Regions from separate parts of the Homo sapiens genome. Here region 1 is linked to region 2. Evidence: read pairs that join two places in POLR2A ChIA-PET (ENCODE). Cell type or tissue: GM12878. All regions are shown on one strand. Each heading gives the region's core, and the rest is flanking DNA. Links, peaks and the distances in the headings are about the cores only. Region 1 overlaps INPP5F (inositol polyphosphate-5-phosphatase F). Region 2 overlaps INPP5F (inositol polyphosphate-5-phosphatase F).

Region 1 (5,380 bases), core at 182-5,181, 52 kb before region 2:
GTGTGTGCTACCACACCTGGCTAATTTTTTTTTTTTTTTTTTTTGGTAGAGATGGAGTCTCACTATATGGCTCAGGCTGATCTTGGCCTCCTGGGCTCAAGCGATCCTCCCACCTTGGCCTCACAAAGTGCTGGAATTATGGGCATGAGCCACCACACTGGGCTTTTAAAATATCTTTTTGGTAGTATTCCTTACTTTCCTCTTTAACATTATTTAAACTTTTTCAGGTTTTTTTTCTCCTAGTTAAAAAACGAAGTATTGTTTTTTTTCTGGTGTTTCTAATTTTTTTAAGGGTAATGAGTAATCTGTATTCATATATAGCAGTTTTTTGATAGATGCTTAGATGCTTATGTCTGTTGTAAGATAATGACTACTACTTCTCTTTTCTTTTTTTTCTTTCTTTTTTGAGACAGAGTTTTGCTCTTGTTGCCCAGGCTGGAGTGCAATGGTGCGATCTCGGCTCACTGCAACCTCCACCTCCCGGGTTCAAGCGATTCTCCTGCCTCAGCCTCCTGAGTAGCTGGGATTATAGGAACCTGTCACCACGCCTGGCAAGTTTTTGTATTTTTACTAGAGACAGGGTTTTGCCATGTTGGCCAGGCTGGTCTCGAACTCCTGACCTCAGGTGATCCACCCTCCCCGGCCTCCCGAAGTGCTGGGATTACAGGCATGAGCCACCGCGCCCGGCCTGGTTATTTTATTTTCTACAGGGAAAGTGATAAAGCACCGTGTAAACATTCAGTAATCTTCTGAGAGTAGAGTCTAATATCTCAGGATAAGAATTGTAATTTGAAGATTCAAAAAGAAATATAATACAATCCACTTTGGGGGAATGCTGATATGGTCTTATCTCTTTGGTCTTAAAATTGCTTCCTCTAGTCCTTGTGGCTTTGTCTGATATGACAGTATTATATAATTTATAGCTGTGTGTAAATTATATAATAATTCACATTCTGTTCTGAGACTGAGCGACCAAGAAGAGATCTCAAAGCATCTGTCATACACATAACATTCATAAACATAGAAACTGTATATGGAAAGGTGATACTCTAAGTGATGAATCCCAGTGAACTTTTTTTTTTTTTTGAGATTGAGTCTCGCTCTGTTGCCAGGCTGGAGTGCAGTGGCGTGATCTTGGCGCACTGCAACCTCTGCCTCCCAGGTTCAAGCAATTCTCCTGCCTCAGCCTCCCGAGTAGCTGGGACTACAGGCACGCGCCACCACGCCCAGCTAATTTTTTGTATTTTTAGTAGAGATGGGGTTTTACCATGTTGGCCAGGATGCTCTCGATCTCTTGACCTCGTGATCCGCCCGCCTCTGCCTCCCAAAGTGCTGGGATTACAGGCATGAGCCACCGCGCCTGGCCTGAACAATTTTTTGAGGGATACTAGGTATTAGTTAGAATTCACAGAAATGTTAAAAATTTTTTCTGTTCTTCTTAGAGTTAATTTTTGATAATGAAATTATTTTTACTATGTCATATGAGGTTAACTTTTTTGAATGAGAAATCATAATTATGGAATTGAAATCCACCTGGAATTTTTTTTTGAGGTATCATTTTTGTGAAATGATTCTGTTTATTTGGAGTTTTGTGGCATTTGGTATTTACTTAAAAAAAAAAAAGGATTTTGAACTTTATCTTTTTAAAAAATTCTGTTTGTAGCTAGGCATGGTGGCTCGCGCCTGTAATCCCAGCACTTTGGAAGGCCGAGGTGGATGGATCACTTGAGGTCAGGAGTTCAAGACCAGCCTAGCCAACATGGTAAAACCCCGTCTCTACTGAAAATACAAAAATTAGCTGGGTGTGGTGGCGGGTGCCTATAATCCCAACTACTCGGGAGGCTAAGCCACAAGAATCGATTGAACCTGGGAGGCAGAGGTTGCAGTGAGCTGAGATGGTGCCACTGTACTCCAGCCTGGGCAACAGAGTGAGACTGTCTCAGAAAAAAATATTGTGTTTACTAAAAATTTGCAAATTACCATGACAGAATTTAATAGGGCACTTTAAATTACATATTAAATGGCTTACAAAATCTTTCTGATCATTTTTGTTGTTGAATAACCAGGTTTTTTCTTAGTGTATTTAGTCTTCAGTTTTTATAATGGGTTACTAGTTTTATATCTTATACTACTTTTTACTCCATATTTTATATTGCTGACAGGCTAACAGTTGGGTTGAATAGATCTGTATGTTTATTTTTATGCATGTACATATTTGTATGACTACGTTTATTTCCCATTTAAAGGTAGAAAAGACTTATCTTTACAAAGTTTTCACCCCACCCATTTTTGGCTTAAATAAAAGAAGACAAGTGGTTTTTTTTTTTTTTTTTTTTTTAGTGTAGACAGCCCAGGCTGGAGTGTGGTGGCATGATCTTGGCCCACTGCAACTGCAACCTCGGCCTCCAGGGTTCAAGCGATTCTTGTGCCGCAGCCTCCTGAGTAGCTGGGACTACAGGCGCCTGCCATCATGCCTGGCTAATTTTTTGTATTTTTAGTAGAGACAGGGTTTCGCCACGTTGGCCACGCTGGTCTTGAACTTCTGAGCTCAGGTATTCTGCCTGCCTCAGCCTCCCAAAGTGCTAGGATTGCAGGCGTGAGCCACCACGCCTGGTAGGAGTACAAAGTCTTTCTAAGGTGACTGACAATTTTTGGAATCAGGTTTTACAGATTGAGGGAGGTTTTTGTGTATATTTTGTTGTCTACATCATCACCTGAGATTAACAGTAGCTAATAATAACAGCTTTTATTTCTTGAGCACTTTTCTTTTTTCTTTTTTCTTTTTTTTTTTTTTTTTGAGACGGAGTTTTATTCTGTTGCCCAGGCTGGAGTACAATGGCATGATCTCGGCTCATTGCAACCTCTGCCTCCCGGGTTCAAGCAGTTCTCTCTGCCTCAGCCTCCTGAGTAGCTGGGACTACAGGCTACTGCCACCATGCCTGGCTAATTTTTCTATTTTTAGTAGAGACGGGGTTTCGCCGTATTGGCCAGGTTGGTCTTGAACTCCTGACCTCAGATGATCTGCCTGCCTCAGCCTCCCAAAAGTGCTGGCATTACAGGCGTGAGCCACCGCAACTGGCCTGTAATCTCAGCTGCAACTGAGCACTTTTCTGAGCCAGACACTGTTCCATGACCTTTACATGTATTATTTCATTTCATCTCCACAGTAAACCTTGGGAGGATGGTTTCATTATTATCCTCATTTTACAGATGAGGAAACTGAGGCACAGAGAAGTAATTTGCCCAGGTTCACAGAGGGAGAGCCAGGCTCTAACCCAGTGTTTGACTCTAAAACCAGGTTTTCCTCAGTATTGACAAAAATGTTTTGTGAACCTTTCTACCTTCTTGACTACAAAGTGATAGGATTTATATTTTCATGGGTAATAGCTGAAATGTATCTTTAGCTATCCTAATCATTATAGTGTAGCCTATATGGAGAATTAAATAGCCTCTCAAATGTCAAAGCAAGCACATTAAGGAAGGATCTATGTAGAAAGAAAATGCTAATAGTGTGATAACTAGTTTGTTTGTTGATCCTGTGCCTGCATTGACTTTCTTGCAAAATTCATATAGTTACAGGGAATGTTGTTATGTAATGAATTGACTAGTAGTAGTTTTTCCAGCTACGGTCAGTTGATCAGGTTTCTCTTCTTAAGTGTTTGGAAGATCTGCAGTTTGGGAAGGGAATAGATACAGGGGAGATCTTTGAGCAGATGCATTGACATGTGTACTCATTGGGAACTATTTCCTCCAGTGGTGAGCAACCTGAAGCCTTTCTCAGTGTAGCTTTTCAAGAGTCCTAGATCCAATTTCATAGACATCCTTTCAGAGCATGCACAGCAGAGGTGAAATGGAGGAGAAGCGTGTAGGGCAAAACTACCTTCTTCAAAGAAGGGAGAAACTTTGTAGAATCACTGGTTCCTAGACGCTTGTGTTTTGGCCAGGCCCTGGCCAGCAAAGGCTAGCCAAAGGCATGCTTTGGAGGAGAGGTAGTATCAAGTTTTTTTAGAGTAGACCGTGAAGGTGCCAGAAACTAAGGTGCACTGACAGCTTGGTCTATGGGGAACCTGGCTGCATTGGTTCAGGTCCCCACTTGTCCCACTTGCCTGGCCTAAACACACCCCTGGCACGGAGAAAGAGGATGAGACTCACTGCTGGATCCCTAGCACCTGGCCCATAACAGGTTTTTTGTGAAAGTTGTACTGAATGAATTGAAATAATTCTAGTCCCTGGTCTACCTTCTATAGTTTAAGCAGCAAAGGGGTTGTAGGGACGTTTAAAGGGAGAATATAAGAACAAAAGACTAGAACACACTGCCTCTCTTGCCACCTAAAAAAGTCATGCAAATTTCTCACTGTCATTTTATTCAGTGAAGCAGGAATCTCACTCTTAAGCCTGTGGAATTCATTAAATTTGTTTTCTTTCTGAATAAAAATAAATGGGACCCATAGACATCTTTGTTTTTTTCCAAACCGGCCCTTGTGCAGAGAAGGTTGTTGTTGCTAATTTTAGTCCTTGTGATGTATGGTGGAATTTATTCATGTATTTGCAGATAATACTGGACTACTGGAAAATCAAACTAGTTTGATCAAACTAGTTTGGGGTATATCCCAACACATTGCCAACACATGTTTCTTGGGTGATGCATTATGAATGCATTATCCAAGGATTTATCTAATCTTTGTTTGAGGTGGTTGTTACTTTCAGGTTCTTAGGGTAATGAGTTTGGAAAGTTGTAATTTAAGCTGTACTTCCTTTTTCATTCCCAAACCATGACTTTTCTTTTTTTTAAATAATAGAGACAGGGTCTCACTATGTTGGCCAGGTTAATCTTGAACTCCTGGCCTCAAGCAGTCCTCCTGCTCAGCCTCCCAAAGTTCTCAGATTACAGGCATGAGCCACTGCACCTAATAGCAGAATCAATCTGCTATTGATTCAATACATTCTCAGAATCATAGTCCAACCTTGTTTTGGCATGGTTTTATGGGGAATTAAATGCATGAGATCTTTACAAGCTGTGTTACTATGTCTCTGTGTGTCTTTTTGTAAACGGTTCTTTTCCTGTTCAAATATATTTTAAAACATAACCTTTAGAAATCTACATTTGCAAACAGAAGTTTGAGAAGTAGCAGCAATGTCACAGAGCCTTTAGTCAATCTAAGTCCTTAGCTGATGTAAGTCATAATCATTATGTGTCAGCTGCCCATAATTGAGCTGAGGAGAACATTTGAATCAGTATGTTTAACAACATAGGGAACTAATAATTGTTAAAGGTTATCAGTAGCTATTGATAATACATTAAGTGATAATGTATAAATAGTATTTTTAAAGTGAGGATAAACACTGAACATTCAGCATTACAGTACCTTCACAAGACATA
Region 2 (5,380 bases), core at 192-5,191:
TATTACTCTATTAAAATTTACAAAGAAAGTTTTTTAAAAGGAAGACAGTCACTCATCTAATGTAATCTCTTTATTTTCCAGAGAAGAGCTCAAGTCCACAAGTAGAGTGATTTAAGGATGGAATAATGAGATTGTCTAGGGCTAGTGTTTTTTACCACAAGGTGCTGCCTCCTAGTAGAAGTAACCCATGAAAGCATTTATGTCCTGTTTGCTCTTAGTATGGGAATTAGATGCCTAGTAATTGTCATCACTCCGATTGTTTTGTTCACTATGTGATGTGCCAGGTGGGCCCTGTGTATTACATAGATGATAATATTTAGTCCCCAAGACCCCCCTATGAGGTAGACATTACTACAAATAAAGGAGGCTAGGTGGGTGGCTCCTGTCTTTGACAGGCTGAGGCTGGAGGATTGCTTGAGCTGAGGGGTTCGAGACCAGCCTGGGCAACATAGCCAGACCTTGTCTTGTGGAAAAAAAAAATTAATGAGTGAATGGATTTTAGAAAATAAAATAAAAACAAATAAAGGAGGCCTGGCAAGGGTTAAGTCACACAGCTGGCAGAGGTGGGGCCTGGATCTAGACTCAGGCTGCCTGGTCCTATATAATTCTGCTGAGCTGCCGCCCTGTTACCTGAACATCAGGTAACAGCAAAGCACACACTGCCCCACAACTCAACACATGTTTTTCCATGTAGAGTTCTTGGGGAGGAACTTTGGGGACAGGGTTAAATTGCCTTAAGAATAAGTAAAAATAAAACTATTTTTATGCTTCAAATGTCACTGGAAGTTTGACAATTGAATTTTAAGAAACAAAATGAATTTAAGTGGACTCTGATATTAATTATTTGTTACAGGAATCGAAAAAAGTTTGGAGTTCTTAATTCTCCTTTTATTGGTACTTATGCTAGAACACTATTCACTATTGCTGATCGAGAGACAAAAAACCTAGGTGGCAATTAGGCCTATTAAAAGCAGATGTTTGCAGTTTTTGTCTGCATTTTTTTTGGGTGAAGAGCAGCCAGACTAGCAAAAATTTTGTTAGTTTCCTAAGCCAGTAAATTTGCTGGCAGTGTCTTTTGGATGGTTTTGCTGACACACTGAAAGATCAGGATGGCTTGTTATCACAGACCTTTCCCTTGAGGGTGGGCACCCCTTTGGCCTGGCATTCAGGTTTGAGCACTAAGACTGGGGTCTCTGGCAGTTTGATTTAGAGATGGGAACCAGCCCGCCCAGCACTTTATCCATCTGCCAGTCATGATTTGCATATTTGGCACTCCCAGTTCTTCGGAAATTAAATGTCACACATCATCCAGAAAAGGTTGGGACCTTTGTTAGGCCTTTCAGGGAGGTGTTCTGATGTCCTTCATGGCCACCAATCTGTAACATTTTTGAGACTAGTAGCTGACTATTCAATAAAAAGGGAAAAAACCAAGATGGCTTTAGGAACTAACATTTACATGGAGTCTTTAAGGGCAAAAGTGTGAATATTATCAAAGCTTTAAGAGCTTCTTTATTCTTCATACTTTCCCTTTTTTCTCTCTCGATAGTCTAAGGGAAAGAGATTATATTCAAATAAAAAGGAAGTGAGATTTCCTCCATTGACATAATTATTTTTACAGCTGTTGGGCTGTACAGTATAAACTACCGTACTTCTCAGGGCCAGCGAGATCGTGGTTCACGTTAAGAGTTGAGTATACGTAACGACTCTTGCTAATTGGGAGTAAAAGTAACTACAGAGAAAGTATTTCCAGGTCCTATCTCAGTGAATAGTTTGGTACACCTTTCTCTCAAGAGATTAAAATTTTAGAAATTTACACTTTTGCCATTTTTTCTTTCCTTTTAATCCTGTTTTATGGTAAAGGAACTTTGCAACAGTGAACAACAGGAAGGGCAAAGAACCACATGTTGAAAATCACAACTTTATTATCTTTTAACATGTTAATTTAAATCTTGGTATCTATTTCAATTTCCATATAACTCAATTTAAAAGAGTTTTTAGAAGCTTAATCCTTTTTAAATTGTTTTTTGGTTATACAGTAAATTGTAAAAGAGAAGAAAAAAAATTCCTCCACTTGGAAATAATTGTTATCAATATTCTACTGAGTTTTGGTGGGTGTTTCCATTTGTGCCTAGGCTCTTTGGAGGACCAGTGTTACTTTCACATGTTTCAGAATAGTTTCTCTGTTTTGCACTTTTACATATTTCCCTCTAGTCTTATTATTTTTTTAAGAACATAGGAAGACTTTGTTAAACAAAACTACTTATTTCTCCTTAGTATGACTTTCTGATTTGGATGTCTGTGTATCAGTTTGAATAATCTGCATTTATTCCAGCAGCATCCTTTAATGTGGTCACTGTTCCCAGATTTGCTAAAGCCTAAGTCTGTGTTCTGTAATTGGAGCAGAAGCAATCTTATTTCAGAGACGGGTATTAATAGAATTTCTAGTTTTCTGCCTCTGTTGTCTTTTTATCGCAAATATATGCCTTATTTGTTTGCCAGTTAAAAAAAATTCACATACCATAATTCAAATACCTTACAGTTCACCCGTTTAAAGTATGTAAGTCAATGGTTTTTAGTGTATTCAGAGTCATGTGGTTATCACCACAATCAATTTTAGAACCTTTCATCATCCCCCGAAAAAACCCTGTCTTCGTTAGCAGCCACTCCTCACTTCCTCCCAAACTCCAGCTCCCCAGCACCATGCAACCACTAATCTCCTTTCTGTCTCTGTAAATATTTGTCTATTCTGGACATCTCATAGAAACGGAATAATACACCACGTGGCCTTTTGTGATGGACTTCTTTCACCTAGCATAGCTTTTAAGGTTCATGCCAGTTGTAGTGTGTAGCAGTACTTTATTCTTTTTTATTGCCAGATAATCCCTTGTATGGGTATGTCATGTTTTATTTATTTGTTCATCAGTTGGTAGACATTTGAGTTGTTTCCACCTTTTAGCTATTATGAATAATGCTATTATAAGCCATTTTGCATACAAGTTCTTGGTGGTATATTTGTTTTAATCTCTCTTGGGTGTGTACCTAGCAATGGAATTGCTGGGTCATATGGTAACTCTATCTAACCTTTTGTGGAACTGCCAGACTGTTTTTTTTTTTTTTTTGGAGACGGAGCCTCGCTCTGTCGCCCAGGCTGGAGTGCAGTGGCACGATCTCGGCTCACTGCAACCTCCGCCTCCCGGGTTCAAACGATTCTCCTGCTTCAGTCTCCCGAGTAGCTGGGACTACAGGTGCATGCCACCACACCCGACTCATTTTTTGTATTTTTAGCAGAGATGGGGTTTCACTGTGTTAGCCTGGTTAGATGGTCTTGATCTCCTGACCTTGTGATCCGCTCGAGAGAGAGAGAGAGAGAGAGAGAGAGAGAGAGAGAGAGAGAGACTGAGACTGACTTTGCCTGTAATATCAGCACTTTGGCAGGGGGCCGAGGTGGGAGGATTGCTTAAGGCCAGGAGTTCGAGACCAGCCTGGGCCACATAGCAAGACCCTGTCTCTATGAAAAATTTAAAAATTAGCTGGGCATATTTGTGTGTACCTGTAGTCACAGGTACTCAGAAGGCTGAGGCAGGAGGATTACTTGAGTCCTGGAGTTTGAGGCTGCAGTGAGCTGTGATTGCACCACAGCACTCTAGCCTAGATGGTGGAGTGAGACCCTGTCTCTAAAAAAGAAAAATTAAAAACCTGTATAAGGGTATGAAGAATCTGTAATGGTTTAAACAATGAGGACTTAGTTGTTGCTTCTTTAGAAAAAAAATACCCTTTAAAGTTATATAGGCTTATGTTCCATGTCTGCATATCTTATTTGCGTATCTCATTGCCTTAATGGATAACCGCATCATTTTCCGTATTTAGTTTCCATCAGACACCTGTTTAAAATTTTAGCTTCAGATGGATGTAGGTACCAGCTTTTCACATAAAATTATTTATGTCCCTTTTCTTAAATGGCAGCAGCAACATCAACCCTTAGTCTCGGTCACAAGATGTAAGTTGCAAGCGTAATTTAAAAACTAGGGAAGTGCTGTGGAGCTTGTGGCTGTGGTGTTGTCTTTTTGAGATCGCGTGTTTCAGAGTTGTGATAAGGACCTAACCACATACCACACAGAACTGGCTGGGCCTCTGGAAAAGGGAAGGTGATCCTGTTGCCAGTGCTATGCATTGTAATCCCTGGGGCTCTGTGTAAACAAAATACCTTAGGACTGGGAAGGAATCCTAAGAAGTAATTTTCTCTATCCCTGTTTTTTGTCAGGACTGAATTTAACCTTTTCAGAAAGGTAGTGCTCTATACTTTATTTTCTAAAGATAACTGTGTAGCAGATTCTAACATACTCACTGGAAATGTTTGCATTTATAGTAATCTCATTTATTTGTTTGAGACAGGGTCTTGCTCTGTCACACAGGCTGGAATGCAGTGACGCAATCATCCTGCCTTCAGCCCCCCAAGTGGCTGGGATTACAGGCATGTGCCACCACCCCCTGCTAATTTTTTTTTTTTCTATTTTTTGAAGAGATGGGGTCTCACTATATTACCCATGCTGGTCTTGAATACCTGGGCTTAAGCAATCTGCCTACCTTTACCTCCCAAAGTGCTGGGGATTATAGGTGTGAGCCCCTGCACCTGGCCAGTAATTTTAGATTTTTATTTAGAAAAAATCACTTTTAAGAGACAGAGAAAACCTTCCAGTGAAGGTGTTTCCATGAGTTTGAACTTTGTTATACAGATCCACAATCCTTATCTGAACTTCTTGGGGGGCCATATTTGTTTTAGAATTCAAGTTTTTTGGGGTTTTCAAAAGGTTATTCCCTGTATTTTCTACCCTCTAAAGTGGTTCTGGAGCATTACCCCACGATAAAACACATTAATGTTTCTTAAACAATGGTATGAATGTTCATACTAAGGGAGGTAAGTGATGATTATCAGTATCTTCATATCAGTTCAGGGCATGCTTTGCCATTAAATGAGTTTTTAACTTAAAAGATACACTTTCAGGTTTTAGAGTTTTTTGGATTTTGGAATTGTACATAAGGAAGTTAAGGGATGATGGGCTTATATTAACTCTGTTTCAAGCCCAGGATGAGGGTAGATAAAAGAAATAAAAATAGAAAAGACCAGGTGTGGTGGCTCAAGCCTGTAATCCCAACACTTTGAGAGGCCGAGGCAAGCAGATAACTTGAGGTCAGGAGTTCAAGACCAGCCTGGCCAACATGGTGAAACCCTGTCTCTACTAAAAATACAAAACTTAGCCAGGCATGATGGCATGTGCCTCAGCTACTCGGGAGGCTAAGGTGGAAGAACCGCTTGGATCTGGGAGGCGGAGGTTGCAGCAAGCTGAGATCGCGCCATTGCACTCTAGCTTGGGTGACAGAG

Evidence for each region. ChIA-PET counts read pairs that join two places held together with the same protein. Peaks named below come from ENCODE experiments on the same cell type or tissue, not always from the same donor. Only the 100,000 strongest peaks of a DNase experiment are listed, where the experiment ranks them.
Region 1: POLR2A ChIA-PET joins it to region 2 with 7 read pairs; 10 of 35 experiments call an interaction of 5 or more read pairs at or near these places.

What each region holds. Positions count from the first base shown.
Region 1 is chr10:119,729,721-119,735,100 of GRCh38, forward strand. The region is part of intron 1 of INPP5F (inositol polyphosphate-5-phosphatase F); the gene reads left to right. Among named protein-coding and RNA genes, the nearest start is that of INPP5F, 6.4 kb to the left of the region's middle. RefSeq lists an enhancer at 3,512-4,012. In GM12878, for the core only: no CTCF peak of the experiment used is centred there; no DNase peak of the experiment used is centred there.
Region 2 is chr10:119,782,184-119,787,563 of GRCh38, forward strand. All of the region lies in intron 3 of INPP5F (inositol polyphosphate-5-phosphatase F), which reads left to right. Among named protein-coding and RNA genes, the nearest start is that of INPP5F, 59 kb to the left of the region's middle. RefSeq lists a silencer at 3,954-4,248. In GM12878, for the core only: no CTCF peak of the experiment used is centred there; a DNase peak (open chromatin) is centred at 2,668; H3K27ac peaks cover 438 bases.